Linked DNA regions of Mus musculus: region 2 is linked to region 1. The links are chromatin loops, found by intact Hi-C in ENCODE. Cell type or tissue: left cerebral cortex. All regions are shown on one strand. Links, peaks and the distances in the headings refer to the core of each region. The heading gives the core; the rest is flanking DNA.

Evidence for each region. Peaks named below come from ENCODE experiments on the same cell type or tissue, not always from the same donor. Only the 100,000 strongest peaks of a DNase experiment are listed, where the experiment ranks them.
Region 2: it touches region 1 in a loop (4-fold over the local background); 7 of 42 quality-filtered maps call a loop at or near these places.

What each region holds. Positions count from the first base shown.
Region 1 is chr15:100,830,847-100,833,752 of GRCm38, forward strand. Gm35569 (a long non-coding RNA gene) reads right to left here. Exons shown (of 2, transcript XR_384456.4): 1 at 1-2,906. Among named protein-coding and RNA genes, the nearest start is that of Gm35569, 1.7 kb to the right of the region's middle. In left cerebral cortex, for the core only: no CTCF peak of the experiment used is centred there; DNase peaks (open chromatin) are centred at 1,514 and 2,119; H3K27ac peaks cover 2,257 bases.
Region 2 is chr15:101,003,495-101,006,400 of GRCm38, forward strand. The region is part of intron 12 of Scn8a (sodium channel, voltage-gated, type VIII, alpha); the gene reads left to right. Among named protein-coding and RNA genes, the nearest start is that of Fignl2, 49 kb to the right of the region's middle. In left cerebral cortex, for the core only: no CTCF peak of the experiment used is centred there; DNase peaks (open chromatin) are centred at 1,202, 1,830 and 2,403; H3K27ac peaks cover 1,570 bases.

The sequences.
Region 1 (2,906 bases), core at 188-2,687:
GGGTGTTTTTTTCTGCACCACTTGTAGTACTGGAGAAGGCCAGGAGAGGGCATCAGATCCCCTGGAACTGGAGTTTCACGTGATTAATGCGAAATCTTGGGTGCTTGGGATCAAACACCATCTTCAAGAAGAACAGCCAGTGCTTTTGACTTCTGAGCCATCTCTCTGGCCCCAGGAGGCTGATGACTGGTGGGGGCCAGCTGAGTAAACCTTCCATAGGGGTCCCTGGATCATGTTTGTCCTATGCTCTTGGCCAAGGGGAAGTCAGTAGATTCAATGGCCCCGGTCCTGACGATGCCCGTTAGAAGCCTTCATTTCCTTCCCAGGGATCTAGTTCTCTGTTCAGTAGAATGGAGGAGTTGTGGGTACATGGCTTCTAAGCTCTCTCACAGCCAACATTTCTTGAATCTAGACAGAGGGAAGACATCCTTCTGCAGGCTCAATTCTGGGGGCCAGAAGCCATAAAAGTTAGACATGGGACCAAGGAGTTGGGTTAGAGGACCAGAGAAACAACCAGAAGGGTCTGGGAAGACTGGAGTCTGGGAATCCAGCAGCTGAGAGCCTGCAATAATGCTATCAGGTGTGTGTGTGTGTGTGTGTGTGTGTGTGTGTGTGTGTGTGTGTGTAGGGAGACTTTCTTTCGGTCCTGAGGCCCTCAGAACCTCTAAAAGAGGCCATTTAGTGCCTGTGTGTCTCCTAGCACTGACATATTGGTGTTGATAACAAAATAAAGGGTGTGTGACCTTCAACCTCTTGTCTGGAGAATACAGCTTCCTATTATCACAGGACAATAGACTCAGGCTTTAAAGAGATAGTAGAAACCTCTGACCAGAGGAAACCTGTATTATGGCACCGTGGAAAGAGACCCAACCCACAGTCATTACACCGACCCTGCAGGTGAAACGCATCCCTAGAATCAGAGTCTATCCCACTAGCAAAGCCCTGACCAAGAAGGGTGAGAATGAACACCATAAAAGAACTAGAAATTGGCCTCCCTGACTCCTGGCCCGCTGTGCACACTGTGGCTGTCTCAGCAGCCACCCTGACTCCTGACCCACTGTGTGCACTGTGCCCATCTCAGCAGCCACCCTGACTCCTGACCCACTGTGTGCACTGTGCCCATCTCAGCAGCCACCCTGACTCCTGACCCACTGTGTGCACTGTGCCCATCTCAGCAGCCGCCCTGACTCCTGACCCACTGTGTGCACCATGCCTGACTCAGCAGCTGCTCTCTGAGAAAGGGAAGGTGGCACCTACCTGCCTACAGTCCTGCATACTCTTTAGCTGTCCCTGTAAGGCAGCCACTCTCCTTTCTACAGCTCAACTCCCAGCCCGTCACCCACATCTCCCCTTGCGCAGGCCAAATGCACCAGCTGCGTCATATGTAGGGAAAAGTGTGGCCTCATGCTCTTCAACCCCAGCTCCTGGTCTCCCCTGGCTGCTGCCCAGGCTGAATCTCTAGTCCCTGCTTGCAGGACCCCCAGCTCCACCTCCTCCCCGTACTCCTCCCAGGACTGACAAGGCACGGGAATGCTTTTGGCTAGATGTGGTTTCAAATAAAACCATTTGTGGAGCTCTGTGTAGGAGGCATAATTATTCCTATTTTATGGATGAAAGCACTGAGGGTCCAGATGCCGAGTAATTTCCCTGAAATCGCACATCTACGGAGTGGGCTGATCTGTCTTCAAGGCCCTGCCACCCTGAACCAGAGAAGCGGTTCAACAGTTAGGAGCACTGGCTGCTCTTGCAGAGGACCTGGGGTGGGGTTCCTAGCACCCATATGGCTCGTAACTGTAAGTCCAGTTCCAGGGGATCCGGCATACATACAGTGCACAGACACATAGCATAAAATAAAACCGTTTATGAAGCTCCTCTGACCTCTCAGAGCCTCCAGAGGAGCTTTCCTTGTTTCTAACCCTGTCTCCCCACTCACAGGGTTTCTTCTTGCTTTAATTCCTGCAATACCAGGAAAACAACTATTTTTTCATTATCCAAATATACAATTATTTCATAGTATTAAATATGCTTTCCCTCACTCTGCCTCCTGCTCCCTCCCTGCCCCTGCCAAGGAGTCTGCCAGGCATTCCCAGAATTGTTTCTCACCACCTCCTCGGCAGGCAGCTCAGCTCCAGAGGGCGGGAGCTGCTTCAGCGCCTCAGGGTAGGAAGCACAGGAGCCTCTGTCACAATCAGAACCTGCTCAGCCCCAGGAGGGGACACAGGCCCTGTGGCTTCCCTGCCTTGCCGGCTCTCTGCGTTAGAGAGCATCCGCGGTCCCCAGAGAGAAGTTCATTCTGGAAAGACAGCATCCCATTTGGCCTATTCTGGAGGGCAGCCATGGGCCCGGCTCCCTTGTCAGAGCTCTCCTTCATGCAGAAGACCCTTGAAATGGAGAGTTCTGTTTCCTTCTTAAAGATGAGAGCACTCAGGGCCAGTGGGCTACTCAGTGTTGTTCCTCCTGTCCCTTGAGGCTTCTTGACAGGCTTTCCAGTTCTCAGAACACAGACATTTAACCCGCCCGACTTTGAGGCCCGATCTACTAGTGGCTATTTTAGCTTAAAGATACACAGTGGGCTTGGCAATTCATAAAGGAGGATTATAAGTCTGAGGCTAACCTGGGCTACATGACTTCAGGCTAACCTAAGATACAGAGTGAGACCTTTCAAGAAGAGAGAGGCGGTGAATGTAGTTCAGTTGGTAGAGCCTGGCTTATACGGAGCCCTGGGTTGAATCCTAGTACTGTATAATCTGACTGTTAGTGCCACAGGAAACTACAGTTCCACAAATTCCAAAAGGTGGTCCTGGACTAGAGGAAAATGATTGTCAGTTAGATAAAAGCCAGTATTCCTCAGGAACTTTCCAAGCCAGTTCCTCTCTACAAAAGGAGCCATTTTCCCTCACCTTTGC
Region 2 (2,906 bases), core at 183-2,682, 170 kb after region 1:
GCTTGAGGATTTTGGCTAATTTTATTTATGCACTTAGAGCCCAAGACAGACTTTTCCCAAGTGTGTGTGGCAATTGAGGTAGAAAGTCACGCTCCCTCAGATACATTCATTATTGGCAGGGACACCGTCACAACAGAATGATCTGTTCAGCACAGTGATTAGACTGATTGCTCATTGCAGTGGTCTGGCACAGGGTCTGGCCAATGTGGAGACTCAAGCAACACCGTTAAACTGGCTTAGCTGTGCCTGGGGCAGTGGAATATTGGTGTGGTATCACTTCCGGAGACTTTTTTTGAATGTGAGCATGGGGCACTTGTACTTTGAAAGCTGACTTTGTCTTCCTCCCTCTGCTCTACACATTCTCTTCTTTCCACTAGACACACACACTCTCACACACACTCACATATACACACTCACACACACATACACATACTCACTCACACACATTCACACACATACACACTTACATACATACACACTCTACACACACACTCTCACACACCCACATATTCACATACACTCACACACATACACACTCATACATACCACACATATGCATACACACATACACATATACTCATACACTCACACATATATATGTACCCATATATGTGTGTGCATGCATGCACATGCTTGCACACGCATGCACACACATGCTTGCACACGCATGCACACACACACACACACACATTCACACAGGACAGAAGCATCACTCAGGGGATGGAGATGGCTGTAGCTGTAATTATGTTTCCTAAGGAAGAAAGCTATTCCAGCACTTCTCTGTTGGTAGGTTCGACTGTTCCCATAGCCTGTGCCTGTCCTATCACCACACCCTCCAGTCCTGTACTTTGTCTTGTCTCCTTTAATTGAAGCTGAGGAGCTGGGACTGCTATAAGCAAAGAGCAGTGAATGGCTGCAACTGAGTAATGTGAGCAGATTAAAGACATTAACAAAGAGCCACTGGTTTTAACCACAGCCCCTGGCTCTAGTTACTGCTTGCTACATTAAGAGCATTAAATGAATAATTATCCTGCTTCCAAGACTTGCAATTGGAAAGGTCTGATGTCATTTTAATCCAAAGATTTAAATAATTGCTTTTGAAGCCAAGAAACAGGCTCTTGCCTACCTAAAGGTTTAGGTACCGTAGTGGAGAATTCTAGAATTGGTTCTTAAGAAGAAAAGCCTCTCTGCCCCTCCCTACCTGATCCTGTATAAAACTCACTCAGCAGTGTCCTGTAAACTGACAAATCCCCAGCTAGCAGAGCCATGAGCTCTGGGATGTGTCAGCACTGGGTCGGATGTAGGCCTGCGAGTGCAGCCTCACTGTTCCTCAGAGCAGTGAAGAACACTGAGGAAGAGAGCTTGGAGGAGGCAGTGCTTTTAGTGCTGCAGTGTGACAGTTCTGATTCCCTGGGGAGGAATGGTCATGGCCATTGCTGCCCCTCGAGCAGCCATCTAGTCCCTGCTGCTGAAAACTGCCCAGGCAGTGGGCACTCTTTCCTGCGCAGCCAAAAACTGCTGGAAGTTTTTGAGTTGAGGAAAACTCTTGCCATAAACCTTTTGGTCCCTCAAAGTCACTGTCGTGGTGGACTGAGGGTGCACGTTGGAAACAGTCTCCAGTATTCCTGGGACTGACTCATAGGGCAACCCTTCAAAAATGCCCAGAAGAAAGGCAGGAGAAAGACCACAAACTCCAGACACTCACCCCCTTATCTCAGCTCATTCCTGGAACACTTTGCCACGGAGGCCTGTGGGGCTGGCCGGTAACAGCAGAGAACCCGTAAAAACATCAGATACAATGTATATCTGCTGTTCCTGTCACTAGGGAATCTGAGGCGGGAAGATCCAATGTACCCATGAGATAACATAATGAGATCCCCATCTCCAAAAAAACTGATACAAAGAAACTAACAAGCCTTCATTGAGCCAAGGATCCATGAAACCAAGTATCCACTGAGACAAGGACCCACTGAGACAAGGACCTTCACCTCCCACCCTCACTGTGCTCTCTATGGCACTGACCCACTGGGGCTTTCCTCAGCTCACCGATGTAGCTAGGGACCGGAAACAGCCTGTAGGGATCCTCTAGGTGGCCCAAAGGTAGAGAACCCCTTTACTGTCTGCTAAGACATGGAGACAAGTGCAGCGTACGTAAGGTGCGGCAGTCATGTCATCTCTCAGATGTGAACAGTCAGGGCTTCACCTTCCCCAGCAGAACCACTAAGCTGCAGACATTGCGAGAAGGGAGGAGATAAAAAAGGAACGGAACCGAATTTCCAAATATGCACTGTAAGAATTTATGGAAATCAGAGAACCTTTTCGTTTTTCTTTTTCAGGGATGAAAACTAAATTTACCTTGGGAAAGGGGGGAGTTCTGCGGGAAGGAGGCTGAGGCAAATTCTCTTCACAGACTTCTTTTCCCACGCAGACTCCCACGTGGCTCTCACTGGGGCCCTTCAGTCTGAAAACCAAGGCAACCATTTTCTTAGCAACCAGGGAGCCAGTCTGATACCCAACCAAACCACCCCTCCCTAAAATAAAGTCATTGCCATGGGCCACACCAGCTGGCTGGAGAAGGGGAAGCAAGCCGGTTGACACCCCCTTCTAGAGGAAGCATTGGAAATTTTTGTGTATTTTGTTTTTATTTGTTTGCTTACTTGATTGATGGTGGGGTTTGCTTTTATAGAAATCAGGGCTTATTATGCAATCCAAACTAGTGCAGTCATTTAGCCCAGGCTGGCCTCAAATTAATAATTAGTCTCCTGTATGTTCGGTTTATAGGCGTGCCCAGCTTTGGGGAGGATTTCATTTTTATTTTATTGGTGTCACTGGGGTTGAAGTCCTGTGAACCTGTGATATATATCTCTCTCTCTCTCTATATATATATATATAGAGAGAGAGAGAGA